2 separate regions of the Homo sapiens genome follow, and region 1 is linked to region 2. Evidence: read pairs that join two places in POLR2A ChIA-PET (ENCODE). Cell type or tissue: MCF 10A. All regions are shown on one strand. Each heading gives the region's core, and the rest is flanking DNA. Links, peaks and the distances in the headings are about the cores only. Region 1 has its middle 38 kb from the start of THBS2. Region 2 holds the start of LOC105378148.

What was found. Peaks named below come from ENCODE experiments on the same cell type or tissue, not always from the same donor. Only the 100,000 strongest peaks of a DNase experiment are listed, where the experiment ranks them.
Region 1: POLR2A ChIA-PET joins it to region 2 with 11 read pairs; 3 of 35 experiments call an interaction of 5 or more read pairs at or near these places.

What each region holds. Positions count from the first base shown.
Region 1 is chr6:169,287,584-169,296,536 of GRCh38, reverse strand. It overlaps the pseudogene VTA1P1. Among named protein-coding and RNA genes, the nearest start is that of THBS2, 38 kb to the right of the region's middle. RefSeq lists a silencer at 3,647-3,847. In MCF 10A, for the core only: no CTCF peak of the experiment used is centred there; DNase peaks (open chromatin) are centred at 3,726 and 7,786.
Region 2 is chr6:169,338,705-169,347,657 of GRCh38, reverse strand. It overlaps LOC105378148, which reads left to right and starts at 3,145. Exons shown (of 4, transcript XM_017011621.2): 1 at 3,145-3,399; 2 at 6,619-7,743. The coding sequence starts at 7,437. In MCF 10A, for the core only: no CTCF peak of the experiment used is centred there; DNase peaks (open chromatin) are centred at 3,317, 3,617, 4,777, 7,057 and 1 weaker place.

The DNA.
Region 1 (8,953 bases), core at 354-8,353, 51 kb after region 2:
ATGAAAAGGTAAGCACTATGTGGAGAACCTACAGGAGGCCCCTAAGTATGGACTACAGGCAAAGAAGGAAGTCTTTGAACAGACCTGTGCAACTTTGGCCTAAACAACTAACAGTGCATTTAGCCTTTCAGAAGCACAGTTCTAAGAAGACCTTAGTTCCACTGAACATGCTGATGAAATCTGTTTGTGTACTGGATTCCTGTCGAAGCATGCATGGGCAGCCTCAATCAGGTTTACTGTGGATTTAGTAGACCCAGCAATTTCTGTTTATATGGGACTGATGTAAGCATGATTCTAAAAATACTCATTAAACCCTACTTCAAAAAATTAAAGCAAACTGCTATACATGTATATTGTGAAAAAGCTTTGTATCTCAATTTACATGCATTAAGGAAATATTTAAACATCTATAATGTTTGGGTAAACAGGTCATTATTACTTTAATACACAAATTTAAATTTAGTAAAGATTTCCAGATATAGGACTAAACTTTTTCATCGTATTACCTTTCTTTAGTATATTAATTATGCTTCTCTTAAAAATATTAGTTGTTGTCTCGGGGTTTGCAATGTGTATTTCTGACTAATATAAGTCCACCTTCAAATACCACTGTATGACTTAATAGATAGTGTAGTTAACTTACAATAAAATATTCCTAATACCTTCCTTCTGCCCTTTATAACATTCTTGTTCACTTCATTTATCTGTATGCTATCGATACCTGATATATTGCTACTATTATTTTTTAAAAGATATTGTTATATTTTTGATTAGTTAAAACAAAGAAAAATAAAGGATTTTATTTTACCTTCATTTATTCCTTATCTATTGCTTTTCCTTTCTTTAGGTGGATTCAATTTCTGATCTGTATCAATTTTCTTCTTCTTTAAAAACTTCTTACATTTCTTGCACAGATCTGCTGGTGATGGATCCTTTAGATTTTGTTTGTCTAGGAAATTAATTATTTCCCCTTTACTTTTGTAGTATACTTTTTACTATATATTTTTTATGTCAATGGTTTAAATATTTCATTCCACTGTCTTGCTTGCATAGTTTCAAAGCGAATTCTGTTGTAAGTCTTATTCTTGTTCCCATGCAGATCAGCTGTCTCTTGATTCTGATGCCTTTCAAGACATTTTTTTGTCTTTGATTTCCTGTAGCTTAGGTATGATATGCTTATGTATTCACCTTATTATAATTAATTGTTATTATTATAATATTTATCCTTGGTGTCCTCTGAGCTTTCTGGATCTGTGGTTTAATGTCTGTCATTAAATTTGAAAAATCCTTGGTAATTATTATTTCAAATATTTCTTCTCCAGTTTCTCCTTTTCCTTCTAGTAGTCTAATGATATGCGTATAAAATCTTTTAAATTTATTCCCAAGTCCTTTGATATTCTGTTCCAGTTTTCATTTGTTTTCCTATTTTCATTTTAGTTTGGAAGTTTTTGTTGTCGTATATTCAAGCTCACTGCATTTAAAAGTGCATTAAGAAGTGCTCTACATTATTAAAGATCAGAGATATGCCAATTAAAACCATGCAGAAAGACACCACACACCTGTGAGAATGGTTATAACTGGAGAGACTGGCCGAAGTGTTGCTGAGAACGTGTAGTCAGTCACTAGAACTCCCACACACTGCTATCGGAAACGTGAAATGATACCATCAATTTGGAAAACAGTTTGGCAGTTCTGTCAAAAGCTAAACAGCCACTCCCCAGATTGTCTGGTTTTTCTGACCCTTAGTGCTTACCCAGGAGAAATGTAAGGTTTGCCTTAATAAAGATTTGGGTGTAAACATTCATAGCAGCTATATTTGTGAGAGTCAAAAACTGGAAACAGCTAAAAATTTTATCAAAAGGTGAATGGGTAAACAGATTTTGGAATATCCGTAGAATGAAATACTGTTTGGCAATAAAATAATACAGACAACTGAAACCTTCAACAGCATGAATGAATCTCAAAATAGTTGCATGCTGGAGGAAAGAAGGCAGACAGGAAAGAGCGCACATGGTATGATTCCACTCACATAAAACTGCAGAGAATTCAAGCAAGCCACAGTGACAGAAAGTGGACTAGTGACTTCCGAAGGCTTAAGGGAGGCAGGGAGGTGCCAGGGAGAAGGGCCACAGACACAAAGGCAGGAGGAATCTTTCTGGGGATGATGGCTACATTCATTATTTTGGTTGTGTTGATAGTTTCATAGATACACATATGCCAACATTAATCAAATTGTACAATATAAATATATGCTGATTATTTTATTTTCATCATACACCAATAAAGGTTTTAAAGTTAAAACCAAACAAAAGGTCAAATATTGTATAATTCAATTTATAAGAAAATCTAGCAAAGGAAAAATGAATGTATAGTGATCAATGGCAAATCAGTATTTTCTTGGGGCCAAGTCTGTCAGGGAGTTTGGCAGTGGGGCACGTGAGCATGTCTGGGTGATGAAATGCTCTGTATCTTGATGGTGGTGGTGATAATTCTGCATATCATTTGTCAAAACTCATTGACTATACACATAAAATATATGCATTACACAGTAGGTCAATTATACCTCGACATATTCCATTAAAACTATCAAGTCCAGAGCAGGGTGCAGTGGCTTATGCCTGTAATCCCAGCACTTTGGGAGACTGAGGCGGGTGATCACTTGAAGTCAGGAGTTCAAAACCAGCCTGGCCAACATGGTGAAACCCCGTCTCTATGAAAAACACAAAAAAATTAGCCGGGCATGGTGGTGTCACCTGTAATCCCAGCTATTTGGGAGGCTGAGGCAGGAGAATCACTTGAACCCAGGAGGCAGAAGTTGCAGTGAGCCGAGATCATGCCATTGCACTCCAGCCTGAGTGACAAGAGTGAGAGTCCATCTCAAATATATATATACACACACATATATATATATACAAATATACATATATATACACAAAGTCCATTTCTTACACGTGGATTCTTTGAGTTATTTTTAGGAAAGATACAGATTTAAACAGCCACCATGGAGAGTAGCATTGAGAGTTCAAAAGATGAGAAAAGGGAATTAGAGCTTGAGCTGATGCTATTTCTTTGACTTAAGAATCATTCACACATTGGAGTATATCTGGGTGATTATGAAATATATCTGTACTGAGGAAATTTTTGTAGAATGTTTGAAATCGTGGAACTCTTCTGTTTTGTTTTCATGTAAGGAAACTTCACCTTAGAAATGGTGTTGACATCAGTGCAAAAATTATTTAAACTGTAAGAAATTCATGAGAGCAAAGAATATGTTTTGTTCTGGGATTTTGACTTCAATCCACCTAATTCTAATTATTATCCTGCAATAAAGGAATAAAATCATCTGATTTAGTCATATTTATACAATGTTCTTATTGGTAACTCCTTTGAAGGTTTTAATCATTTTTAGTAGTTGTTTGGTAATAAAGCCCCCCTTTTAAAGTTTAAATGTCAAACTTAGATGTCAGATGAGTAACGTAAAATGTTTGAGCACATACAATGGCCGTGTGTAATATCCGGAAGCATCTTATCAGACTTTTCTCAATGGACTTGTATCCTGAGAGGCTAAGGATGGTTTTAATTACTTGTTGAAGAACACAAGTCTATAAAATATTAAACTATGATGAAATGGAAAGAATATTTTGAGGCAGCTACAGACAAAACCCTGCCTGTCAAGAAGATGAAAGCCTGGAGATGAGTCACCTAGCAGAGGGAGATTGGATCATATTTCCTGAGTGAGGAGATCGCTTCCACAAGGCTGATTGCACAACCAGGATGGCCTCTTGCTGCAGGGTGCCGGGGGCTGGGGGTGAGCTCTGGGTCAACACCACTGAGGCAGAGTGGGCCTGTGAGATGTCCTGGTACAAAGGCCTCCGCTCTCCATGCTTCTGCAGGGCCCGCGCTCCCAGACGCAATCTCTGGGGCAAATACCTTGCTCCTGAGGATGGCATCTAAATCTAAAAATGTTGTGTAAATATGAATGAGCTCATGGGGTGCAATCCCTCTGATACACAATGTTTTCACAGCACAGGGTGATCACTGAAGCTGGAGTGTACTGAGAAGCGTGTTACTGATTTTTAGCTTTGCAGGGGATAAACGGTTTAAATGAGGAAGTGAAAGGCTATGAAAAGGAAAGAAGACTTTTCATCACCATCATGCAATGAATTCCTGCTTTAAATGCCTTGTCCCCACTCCAAGCACAGCAATGAGACCGACCACATGGGATAAAATGAGTGTCATAGGATAAAATGACACAAAGGTAAGCAGTCAGAGCGGGCTTTGCACTTCCACAATAAAACCTAAACACGGGGGAGGCGCCCCTGCCAGTGACAGGGGTGTCAGAGGCCCTGGGAGCCATGGCTTCTGCTGTCCCGGCCTCACACAAGGTCAGTGGTAAATCCAGAAGACAAAGTGTGGGCTCAGAAGACGAGAGGATGAGGGCGAGTCAGTACTGAAGGGACAGTGGTCATGTTCTCATGTTGATTAAACATTTTCAGCACTTTTTAAATCATATTCTTAGATGCCCTCAGCTAAACCTTTGCCCCCCACAGTCTGAATAAACTATTCCGCATGATTCTCACTGGGCCCGCCTTCAGGGAGTGCCCTAGCACAGGGCAGGGTTAATAATTCCTGGGACACAATTCCTGCCAGGGTCAGAAGTCACCAGCCCTGGTTTTATGAAAATGCAAGGTGGCCACAGTCTGAGAGGAATGTGGGCCCATAGCTGAGCCATGACGCTGAAGGACCAGTGCAGAGCCTGGCCAGGAGTGACATGCATGTTAGCAAAGAACCAGAAGTTCTTCCCAAAGTGGGAGCAAGAGGGTATCGTGATGTGATCATCTTCGTAATAGAAGGGCAGCATGCGGGGTTGGAAAGAGGGGTGGACGTTTGTTAGATAATGAGGAGGTAAGTTTAGAAAATTAAACGTAAACAAGACATTGAAGATGAACGGGTAAGCAGGGCAGCAATTAGGAAATGAATAGACTGATGGCCCAGTCCCTATATCAGACAAGGAAGGAAGCAGCTTGATGTATCATAGCAGGTGCCGAGGTTTGGAGAACGTAGGGTATTGTGAAGTGCAGAGAAGGGGCACTCAGTGGCTTGAATGTCTGTATTCCCATGAAATCCAGGTGTTGGAAGCCCCTCTTTCCAGGGGGATGGCATTAGGAGGTGGGACGTTCAGGAGGTGATGACGTCATGATGATGGAACCCAATGAACGGGATCAGTGCATTTATAAGAGTCCCAGAGAGCTCCTCTGCCCTTTCTGCCATGCGAGGATGCACACAGAGGTTACCATCTATGAACAAGGAAGCCGCCCAGACGCCGAGTCTACTGGCACCTTGATCTTGAAATTCCCAGCCAGCTTCCAGAACTGTGAGGAACACATTTTTGTTGTTTAGGAGCCACCCAATCTATGGTATTTTGTGATAGCAGCCAGAGGGATGAAGACAGGCACTTGTACCCATCTTTCGGAACAGGGAGGCGCTTCCTAGAGGAATTTGCAGTAAGCTGAGTCTTGAAGGCCAAGACAGTGGAAACCAGATGAGTGGGCCTGGGAGTGGGGAAGAGGCTCAAGGGGGAGGGAGCCGCACAGCACAGAAGAAAGACCAGAGAGGTTGCAGCTCAGCAAGTCAATTCATGCGCCGAGGACACAGGCACTCAAGTTGGTGGTGGCAGGTTGTAAAGATTCTTAAGCGTTCTTCTAAGAAAGCTCTTGTTCATCTGTTGGCCAATGAACAGCCACTCGAGGTTTAAAGAACCAAATAGACCAGATCTATGCTCAATGAAACCTGTTTTTGAATGATATGTATATTCTGGTAGTTGTGTGGTAGGGAAGAGAAACAGATGATTTACATAAATTCACTGAAACGAACTTGAAAGCAACCCAGATCATGGAGGGCTGGGATGAAAATCCCACACGAGCTGTGTGGCCTTCGGCAAGTTCCTCCAGTTCCCATCCTTCCCGCTCTTCCCTGCGACATGCCGATAGACAATAATGCTATGAAACAACTCCCGGCCCTCACAAGACTTTTTTTAAATTTAACTTTTGTTTTTTTAAGTTGAGGGGCACACGTGCAGGTTTGTTCTATCGGTACACTTGTGCCATGGGGGTTTGTTGTGCAGGTTATTTTGTCATCCAAGTGTTAAGCCGAGTACCCATTAGTCTCCTGGGCATCAGAGAAGGCTGGGGGTTGTTTTCAAGGAGTTATTTTCTATCAGGATGATGTGGCAGAACCCAGTAATGGTGCAAGCTCTGCTTGGTTTAGGGAAGGAAATAACTCATACAGAAATCTGTGGCTTGGAAAACGCAAGCCCAAGGGCCTGACCAGAAGGAATGAGGAGAGCTGGTTGGTGGAGGCGGTTTGGACAGGAGGTGGGCTAGCCAGGAATATGATACTTTGTACAGCAGAGCCTGGGATGCCGGAGGGAATTCAACCACGGGCTACTTATGCCGTCCAAGATTTCTCTTCCTTTGGAAGATAAACATGTTGGAACTGTGTTAAAGAGTCTTTTAAATCAAATATGTAATGAATAACAGCTCTGTTCTCGCTTTATCTCTGCAGAGCCTTGAGTCATGGGTATATCAGAACACCTGTGGATCAGAATGAAATGGCATGTGCTGTTGTAACTGGTTTTATGCATTCTGGATTCGTGTCCCTTCGCACCTGCTTACCCCCAGCGTTTACTCCACGTGTAATCACTTGCTCAATGACTCAGCCCTAAACAGCGGAAGAGAACGGCTTTGTCCATCTCAGTCCAGGGTGTGCTCAGCCCCTAGAACCGCGGGAGGCACATGCTTGGGCTGTGCTCTATGTGTAAGGTGGAGAAATCGCAGGCAAACCAATGCCTAGAGTCCCGGATCACGTACATGCTGATGACGCCAGGGACACTTTCAATAACATTGGGTTTCAGGGATAATCTGGAATTAGAATTTTTGTTGTACGTCATAAGATTAATTATTTATTGTGTCAAATTTTCCATCAGATTCCCCTCCTGGGGCTGAGGACTCTAGACACTCAGCAGGAAATAACTTTTCCTTTTTTCTGGAAAGATGGAACTGCAAATGGTTATAACATGACCTCACTCTCCTTTCCTCAGAACGTAGACCACACAGAGCAATGAGAAAATAAGACACTGTAGATGAGTCTCGTCCTCAAAGTCTGTTCAATTGGAGAGTGCGCTGACTTGCTTTCTGTGTTCTTTTATGAAGGAAGAGAGATTTACCTCTTTGCCTCGCATGAGGTTAAACATTGCAGCTGAGGGCCACCTTTGCATCTGCCCCAAATGCAATAGCGCAGTGTGGTTGGGTGACGCCCCACGAGAGGAAAATGATAGAAAATGTTCTGTCTTTGAAGCACTCCAGCCATTTGTTCCCACTGAGCTTGGCTCTGGCTTGTGGATAGATTCCACGGTACTCACATCCCTGTACTCAAACTGGTGACAAGCTCCGGGTCCCCAATTGCTTGGAAGCAGAGGCTCACCCAGCAGTGACCAGGAACAGGAGGGCCGAGGGGGTCAAGGGGCAGCTGCTGTCCCCGTCCTGGATGGAGATGAAAGGGAGAGCAAGACCTCCAGGCCACTGCCTCCAGGGGGCCTGGGACTCGTGTCCGCTCCACTTTGAAGAGTCAGAAGAAGGCCTAGGCAGGCAGGGGCGCTGTGTGGAATTCTGGCTGCTTCAAAGGCATCGTGAAATATTAATCTTTATCCCTTGACTTTCTGGAAAAGACGTGGCAAGTGGGTAGGACCGGCCCTGTGCCGAGGAGAGCAGTGACTCAGGGGAGGTTTCTCTTGGCACATCCTGTTCCTCACTCATCAGAGGCTTCTCCACACAGCCTCCTACTCCAGAGGGACGCAAGCTCTCCCTGCACAGGAGGGAGGGTGGCTGAGGACAGGGTCAGGGCCAGGGGTCTTTCCTGTCCCCACCTCGTCTCTCCAGTTCTGCCCGGCCTTCGTCCCCAGACTCCAGCTTCCTCTCTGCAGCAAAAGCCCCTGGAGCTCTAGCATTCCCGGCTTCTTCTTCCTCAGTCCCCAAATAATTCTAGTGGACTTAGTAGGCTGAATAACAGTCCCCAAGATACCTAGGTCCTAATCCCTGGAACCTGTGTCTGTTACTCTACGTGGCAAAAGAGACTTTTGTGATTAAGGATCTTGAGATGGGGAATTCTCCTGGGTTACACACATGGGGGCTAACACACGTGGGGGCTAAAAGCAGCCACGCGTGTCTTTATGAGAGGCAGGTGGAAGGATATTGACAGCACAGGGTGGGGAGCGGTCCCCACTGAGACTCAATGCTACCCTGCTGGACTGGGGGTGGAGAAAGGGGCTATGAGCCAAGGAGCCTGAGAAGTGGGAAGGGGTGAGGAAGCAGATGCCTCCATGGAGCCCCTGGAGGGAGGACTTGCTTCCATGGAGTCTCTGGAGGGAGCATTTGTCCCCAGAGGGCCTCCGAAGCCCCTACGGAGCCTCAGGAGGGAGCACTTGCCCGCATGGAGACTCTGGAGGTAGCCCTTCCTTCCATGGAGTCTCTGGAGGGAGCGTTTGTCCCCAGGGAGCCTCTGAAGGAATCACTTACCCCCACGGAGACTCTGGAGGGAGCACTTGTCCCCATGGAGCCTCTGGAGGGAGCACTTCCCCCTTGGAGCCTCTGGAGGGAGCACTTGCCCCCCATGGAGCCTCTGGAGGGAGCACTTGCCCCCACGGAGACTCTGGAGGGAGCACTTGCCCCCACGGAGACTCTGGAGGGAACACTTGCCCCCACGGAGACTCTGGAGGGAACACTTGCCCCCAGGAGACTCTGGAGGGAGCATTTGGAGTTGAGAAACAGATCTTAGACTTTTGACTTCCAGAACTATAAGATATAAGTGTGTTAAGGCCAACACATTTGGGTCATTTGTCACAGCAGCCATGGAAAATTAACACCATGGACAAATGTCTACCAGGAATGCAGTTTAC
Region 2 (8,953 bases), core at 395-8,394:
CAAACTATATGCTGCCAACAAGAGATAAACCTTAATAAGAATATACAGATAGGTTGATAATAAATGGATGCAAAAAGATGAGCCATGCAGATGGTAAGAGGAAGATCATTGGAATAACTATTAATATCAGATGAAACAAACTTCTACACAATGAGGATCACCAGATACAAAGAGGGAGTTTGCATAATGGTAAATGACACTTTATCAGGAAATTAGAATAATTTATAAAGGTGCATGTGCCTAATAAAAGAGTCCTCAAAACACGAAGCAAAACTGACAGAACAAAAAATAGAAATAGACTATTTTATAATCAAAGAAAGATTTTAATACTCTTCTCTCAGAAATTGATGGAGCACATATGCAAAAAGTGTCTCAAGAAGGACAGAGTGATCAACAACCTGATATCACTGGTGTGAGGAAAAGCAAGAGAGATCAGATTGTCACTGTGTCTGTGTAGAAAGAAGTAGACATGGGAGACTCCATTTTGTTATGTACTAAGAAAAATTCTTCTGCCTTGAGATTCTGTGACCTTACCCCCCAACCCCGTGCTCTCTGAAACATGTGCTATGTCAAACTCAGGGTTAAATGGATTAAGGGCAGTGCAAGATGTGCTTTGTTAAACAGATGCTTGAAGGCAGCATGCTCCTTGAGAGTCATCACCACTCCCTAATCTCAAGTACCCAGGGACACAAAAACTGCGGAAGGCCACAGGGACCTCTGCCTAGGAAAGCCAGGTATTGTCCAAGGTTTCTCCCCATGTGATAGTCTGAAATATGGCCTCGTGGGAAGGGAAAGACCTGACCGTCCCCCAGCCCGACACCCGTAAAGGGTCTGTGCTGAGGAGGATTAGTATAAGAGGAAGGCATGCCTCTTGCAGTTGAGACAAGAGGAAGGCATCTGTCTCCTGCCCGTCCCTGGGCAATGGAATGTCTCGGTATAAAACTCGATTGTATGTTCCATCTACTGAGATAGGGAAAAACCACCTTAGGGCTGGAGGTGGGACCTGCGGGCAGCAATACTGCTTTGTAAAGCATTGAGATGTTTATGTGTATGCATATCTAAAAGCACAGCACTTAATCCTTTATCTTGTCTATGATGCAAAGACCTTTGTTCACGTGTTTGTCTGCTGACCCTCTCCCCACAATTGTCTTGTGACCCTGACACATGCCCCTCTTCGAGAAACACCCACGAATGATCAATAAATACTAAGGGAACTCAGAGGCTGGTGGGGTCCTCCATATGCCGAACGCTGGTTCCCCGGGTCCCCTTATTTCTTTCTCTATACTTTGTCTCTGTGTCTTTTTCTTTCCTAAGTCTCTCGTTCCACCTTATGAGAAACACCCACAGGTGTGGAGGGGCAACCCACCCCTACACACTGGAAATGAGCAAAAAGTGTCTCAAGAAGGACAGAGTGATCAACAACCTGATATCACTGGAAATGAGTTCCTGACTCGAGAGGATCTGACCGGCCCAATACACAGTGGATGAGCTTGCTGATGATTATAGATTCTTTGTGGGGGATGATTTTTTCTTCTCCACTCAGCAACCAGCAAGTCAGGCCATTGATGAATGCTCCCTACAGGGTTCTGAGGCTCACTTTGAGGAGATTGTGGTCCTTGAGGCTCCTAACTTATGCAGTGGTCTCTTGTCCTCAGAGACCCCCTCACCTGAGCGGCCGTTACAAGAGGTTGGGGCTTATCAGGTTCCCCAGGCCAAGCCCAGTCTCAGGTTCCTTTTGCCTCACTAGATTCTTGTGTACCCCCTATTTCTTTACCACCGAGGACTTCTTACTTACTTGCTAGCTCAGCAATGCATTTAAAGAAAATTGTCAAATTGCACTCACGATTTTAGCTATTTTCAGTGAGAGGGTGGTTCATGAAACAGTCGGCTACCAGGGCAGGAATGGAAGCTATTTTTGAGACATATGGTAAAGTTGGCAAACATTTATACAGTATTGATCATTACAGAGTTGCTTATGACAACAGAAAGTGGCATAGCCTACAGTGGCTAAGAAAATGGAACAGTTAAATATGATGTGGTGCATTCATGTTATTGAGTGTTATAGATACACAGAGCATGCAGAGGGAAGGGGCATAAACATTGATATAACCAGCAGCTTCTGAGAAGGAGCCTGCACCTCCCTGTATGTTTCCAGCAGTTATTTAAGTGTTCATCATTTGCAGAAGTCACTCCAGTTTCCAGGAACCACTACCCGACGTTCCTTTGGAAAACTGCCAAGCCTTCCTGACTTGCAGTGGGTACAAAAGTGCAGCCTTTCTTTTTCACTGCCTCATATATTTTAAACCTGAAGTATGAAGTGACCCGGTCGTGACTCCCACACTGGACCTGGGACTGGCTTTAACACAGCTGTCTGAGACAACCTCCAGTTATTTTCACCCTGGGGGCTCTACTTTCTGTAATTCTTTGTTAACTTGCTAAGCACCAACTCCCTTTCATTTCTTTTGCATCATGAAAATGAACAGGAAAAACAAATGTCACCTCTAAGATTCACTGACATTACTTTAATTAAGCACGCTTTACCCTGTGGACTTTTAAAAAAGTGCTGCCTATCCCGAAATGATAGCATAAAGTCATAAAATTATGAGCAATATGGAAATTGCATCTTCTCCTTCCATTCTTCTCACCTCCTTATGAACGTGGAAGATTGAATTTGGGTTGAATCTGTGTCAAAATTTAGAGACTTGGCTGTGGTTAATCTCTCGCTGCTACTGCAAAGGCCGTAATAACAACCAGCTGAGCGAAGAATGAAGTCCAGACCTGGAAAACAAACAGATCCTCCCTTGGTGAGATCGTGCTGCTGCAGCCACAGCCTGGTGCCGCTGCCCGGGTGTCAGGAATGGGATCAGGGTCAGGGAGTGGGTTGTCTCTGAGGGACCTCCCTGCCCTGCCACCTGGGGACACCTCGCATCATGCATCTACTGCCTAAGTAAGCCTGACATGGTGACAATAAGGGAATCCAAAAGAGTAGAATACAGTTTGCTCTGTGGCTGTCTCCAAGGACCAAAGTAGCAAAAGAATAAAGTCAGTCAAAGTTTAATATTTTAAAGCCAATATATTTCTTAATAAGAATATGAGTGGAAAACAGTGACACAGCCAATACTTCCCCTAAACTGAAATCATTTCTCAACCCAGGAGAAATTTCATCTCAAAAATAACAAATGGATTAAAAATGAATATGAACCACAAGGAACCTTCACCCCCAGGTGAACATTTTAATAGGTTTCCTGACGAATGAAGTGGAAGTTGGCTCACGGTGTGCTCAGCCTCTGAAGCAACTGGATTCAGGCAGAGGCAGGTGAGACTTCCCTCGAGCACCTCCTGCCTCCTGCCCTGCCCAGAGGCTCCGACTGAGGATGTGGCACCTCGTTCCTTAGGCAGGTGTGACTTTGTTTTTATTACAATAATGTATATACAATAAGAACCGTGTATTCCTTTACTGAGAGAAAGAGAGAGCGAGAGAAGATCATAGGGTTGATTCCAAGGGCACGTGTTACAATGCACTCTGCAAACTTCTTAAAATTTATTGGGTTTCTCATCTAAAAATGTTCTCTGTGTTAGCTTCTGTCAATCAAGAAACATGACGAGACAAGTCTCAATCATTTTAGGAGGTGTATTTGCCAAGTTAAGAATGCGCGCCCAGGAGACAGATCTATGCCTTTCTCCAAAGACGATTCTGAGGGCTCCAAATTTAAAGGGGAAAGGGTGAGATAGTCACAATTTTCATGGAAGATGTGGGATAGGGAAAAATAATCATGCCTTTGTCTGGCTCAGTGAATCTGCATTTTTTTTTTTTTAACATAAGACAACGTAGACAGATGGAGCAGAGGAAAAACCTAGGGAATCTGCATTTTACAGAAGATCACAGACAAAATGGGGCAGGGGAACAATCAGATATGCATTTATGTCTGGTGGGCCGGGGGTGAGTGCAGCTATAAAGAGAAGCTGTCAATTTACATTGCCGTGGTGAAATCGTCACAGAAACACCTTAGATTAAAGATCTTGGAGCATACTAGGAATTTCCTTGTGGGCAAAATATGGGAGAGGCATGTAGCTTTTCATCAATTAGGAACCAAAAAGAGGAGGCAGGTTTGCAGCACCCAGTTCTCAGCTTAATTTTTCCCTTTGGCTTAATGAGTTTGGGGTCCCAAGATTTAATTTCCTTTCACACTTTCTAGACCATTGCCCAGACAATCTTTTTTGACCTGTGGTATCTAGCACAGTGAACCCACCTAATCCAAGAATGAAATGTGAATGGCAGCTGTGGAGTTATGCAACTTGGCTGATCCTGAGATTGTGGGTAACAATGATCTTTTCTAAACATGACCTTATGAGGCCCGTGCAGAGGCTTATGTCTGTAATCCCAGCACTTTGAGAGGCTGAGGGGGATGATTGGTTGAGCCCAGGAGTTCGAGACCAGCCTGGGCAACATAGCTAAACCTTGTCTCTACAAAAAATTAGCCAGGCATGGTGGTGCATGCCTGTGGTCCCACCTACTCAGAAGGCTGAGGCAGGGGGATTGCTTGAGCCCAGAAGGTTGAGGCTGCAGTGAGCTGAGATTGCACCACTACACTGGAGTCTGGGCAACAGGGCAAGACCCTGTCTCCAAAAAAAAAAAAAAATAGCCATATGCATATAACCTTCTGCCCCACCCTTACAGCTGTACCACGTGAGTGAGACATGGAAGCTGTTTTATGCCTCTGGGAGTCTTCAGTCTTTTGTTCTCTGAACAATGAGGGCACGATTCGGTTCACCATCTCTGCCCAGCTCCTTAGTCCTGGCTCCTTTCCCTAGGAACAGGCTGGCACAGAGTTCCAACACTCTTCCCAAAATCATATGAGTCAGAACCAGGAACCCAGAACCTAGTTTTAATAGAAGCTGATGTAAGCTTCTATAGCAATGCAAACTGATACCTAAGTCAATAGTAAAATATATGTGTTTGCAAGCACCTTCCTTCTTTCTGTGTAATCGAAGGGCTTCCAGCGTCCACCACAGGCTCTTCCTCTGTGGGAGTGTAAACCCTCCAGTGTCCCCAAGGCTGAGTGAGTCCAGTTTATGTCAGTATTAACAGCCCTGGGAAAATAGATGAGTTTGCAGTGTGTGTAAATTGTGGTGTTTAAGTTGGGTGACTCTATAGTTTATCATCGGGAGCGGGGACTGGGATCCTTCTGAGAGTGGCAAGTGGCCGTTCATAATTCCATAGCATCTCAGGCGTGAACCAGGACAGGCCCTGGGAAGGGAGGTGGTGTGGCCATGCTAAGAGTAAGCCTACATATGAACAAAAGCTTGATCTTTGGGTTTCTTCCTTAAACACTGCTCAGATTCCTCTACTACCAGGATGCCTCTGACTAAATATCTCACCCAGTCCAGCCCTCCCAGCTGGGGCCGGCGGGATCTTGTAGGAACTGCAGCGACAGAGGCAGTTAACAGGAAGGTTCACTGAGCAGACAGACAATGGGCTGGACTGAGAAAGGCCTGAAGTGGTTGGAGACTAAGGCGAACTCCAGCCTAGAACGTATCAACCAGACAGTGTGATTCCCTCTTGGACAAGAGCAGTGGGGTTAAGGACGGGGGTCTTGGTCATTGTTAGGGGCTCACCTGCATGGGAAGTGGAGAAGAAACAGTGGGGAAGAGGATGAGACATAGAAGGAGGCAGAGACCTGACGCTGAAGGAGCTTTGCAGCAGGTGAAGTCATCTGGGCAGGACACATGCCAGAATTTGGTGTGGGTGTGACAGGTGGCAGGCTCAGACGGACATCTAAGTCGGGTGAGTGTGGCCAGGGAGAGGGTGCACAGATGGAGCCGGGCAGTATGGCCAGTCTGGAGGCTGCTCAGGGCCCTGGTCACACAGCTCCTTGTTTCATGGGGCCTAAAATATACACAGCTGACCCATGAACAATGCAAGAGTTGGGGTGCTGACTCCCCACACATTTGAAAATCTTCATGTAACTTTGCACCCCCAAGAAAATTAACTACTCATAGCCTACTATTGACCAGAAGCCTCGGGACGACATAAACGATGGACACGTGTTGCTGTTATATGTATTATATACTGCATTCCAAAATAACCTAAGCTACAGTAAAGAACAGGTTATTAAAAAAGTCATAGGGAGGAGAAAACATATTCGCTATTCATTAGGTGGAGTTGGGTCATCATAAAGGTCTCCAAACATTAGAACTTCATAGTTAGCAATTTTAAAAGTTGAAAAGTGTCATGCATTTTTTAAACTTCCTCATGTTTTTAACCAGAAAGGTTTGTGGCCGAAGGTAGCCAGTGGTCGCCCAGAGGAACCTCCTAGGTGATGGATATACCTTCCTGAAATGTCATGGATAATTGGATCTTGAGGGAAAGCGACACCTCTGGGAGACGCTTGCTCCCTGGCCTGGTGGCCTCCCCTCCTCACTGGGCTCTGGCTGCCTCCTTCTGCAATGGGCCGACCTGGGTGGGTGGTTCCGTCCTGCACAAAGGCTGTCTTTGGGGTCCGAGGCTTTCTCTTCTTGTTAGGAGAACTGGCCCTAGCACAACCTGGGTGTAGGAGGATCCTGGCACCTCTGGGAAGGGTGTGGCTCTGATTGCCTGGGGTCTTTCTCTGACACCAGCTTTTCCTGGGCTCCTGTGAAGACCCTGCAGTGGAGAGAAAGCTGGTTCACCAGGAATCCGGGGAGCCCCACAGACCCTGCATTGGAGAGAAAGCTGGTTCACCAGGAATCCGGGGAGCCCCGCAGACCCTGCACTGGAGAGAAAGCTGGTTCACCAGGAATCCGGGGAGCCCCGCAGACCCTGCATTGGAGAGAAAGCTGGTTCACCAGGAATCCGGGGAGCCCCGCAGACCCTGCATTGGAGAGAAAGCTGGTTCACCAGGAATCCGGGGAGCCCCGCAGACCCTGCAGTGAGCTCAGCTCTGACCCCACGTGAGCAATTCTCCCCTCTGCACGAAGCTCGCTGTTGGCTCGGCCCATGGACAGAGGCAAGCACCCCGGGGCCAGCCCCTGTGCCAGCGAGCTCCGTGCCCGGGCGAGGCATGCCTGCCGGGGGAAGTGAGTCATCGCCCGTCGCCCAAGCCAGTGGCTGCACAAGGCAGGGGCAGGAAGAGGCAGAAGCCGCTTGGTAGCTGACAACAGAACACGTTTACGGGCCTGGGGACTGCTCCTGGGCGTTCCAGAAGCTTTCCTAGGAGGGATACTCTGCCTGGGCTGGAGGCCTCGAAGCAGCAGGGAGGGCAGAGCCAGCCACCCTGGGCACACCCGACTGGAGGGGCTGCCTCCACCAGCCCCAGGCACTTTCCTCTCACCCAATGGCAAGAATTTCCATTCCAATATCAGTATTCAATACTCAGTGCTGACTAAATAATTACTAAAATTGAGTACTGGGGTCTCGACATGAGAAAAGAAAGTCAGGCCAATGCCTGGGAACAAGGATGGAGAGTTTTGTGACAGTATCTTGGAGACATGAAGGCTCACTCTGCTTCCTGCTCAGACAAGCCTGGGGACCCTTGGGTGTGTCATGTTCCCTGCAGAGCCGACACTCCGTTGTCATGTGTGTTAGGAAGAGAGTCACCAGGGCCGTCCCGCCTACTTTGTCTCCAGCACCAGGTCTGACCCTTGTGCGTGGTCTCAGAAGGGCACAGGTGCTGACGATGGAAAAACAGCTTGTTGTGAAAGTGACACAGAGCTCACAGTTATCTCCTGAAACTCTTGGAAGGGAAACTATGAGAACCATAAATGGTAATTATTGTAAGATACCCGTTATCAGTAAGTTAAACATTATCAGTATTTCATTTATTTCCATGCGTTATCTTTATATTCTGTTTTAATGAGTGTAACGTGGCCAGAGGGAACTTTTTGAAAGGCCGGGGCAGGAAGAGGCAGATGCCACTTCGTAGCTGACAACAGGACTTGTTCTTGCAAACTCTTACCTCCTTACTGAATCAACTACGTCCTACAAGGCAAAGTACACATTTATTTTCCGTAAGGCAGCTAGTTCTGAAAACATTTAAATATTTCTCTGGTTACCTAGATAAGAAACACATGTTAAATTTGAAAAAGAAAGCTCATAGTGGTGATTTCTTGAGTTTATTGAATCTCCAAGAGTAAGGCTAACTTTAACTGGTCAATGGGTTACTATCCATTTGAATTTTAGCCGTTTAAAAGAGAATAGAGATACATTTTTGGTTTTCTTTACTACAAATTTTAATTGACTAATTTCCTCATTAACCTTTTCCATGGAGGCTAAGACAATCTTAAGGCACTGCTGTTTTTGAATTTCAGATGTGATTTCCTTTCTGACTTAAGAAGGAACCTCTGAAATTTATGCTCCCTGAGTGCTCATATCACTAAGGTAGGAACTGGGAGGCACTGGGCGTCCTGCACGGCTCCGCGGCTTCAGAGCCGGTGTCCGAGGTCACACAGCCTGGAGTTGCTGCCAGATCTAACGGCAGGTTGTTTTTATCACAGTGAACGTTTGCATGGCACCCACAGAACTACATTTCTGGGTGTTCTGGAATCTCGGGGTTCACTGCATGTGGCTGCAGTGCTGAGCTCCCCCAGTTTCACCTGGAGCCCCCCTTTCTCAGTTTACAAGGCATGCTCTTTTGATTAAAAAAATGGATTATTGCGTGTGCTCTATATTCTAGTCTAAAATATATCTTTTGCCCGTCCCCTCTAGCTGTGGCAGGCCAGGTCTCATGAATGCACACCTCCATCACAATTGTTTCATTACAGACTGAGTGGTTAAGATAAATATTAAAAGCTGAAAAAGCCAGTGCCCTTATACAAAGGCTGTGATGTTACAGAAGCCGATAAAGAGTTTTGGCCAGGCCTTTCCTGGGCCTTAAAGCATGACAAGATAATGAAGGAATTCTTAACAGGACAGATTTGGGATTAAACAACTTTTATTGGGGGTCTGAAGAAACTCCCCAGGCCTCCACAAACAAGC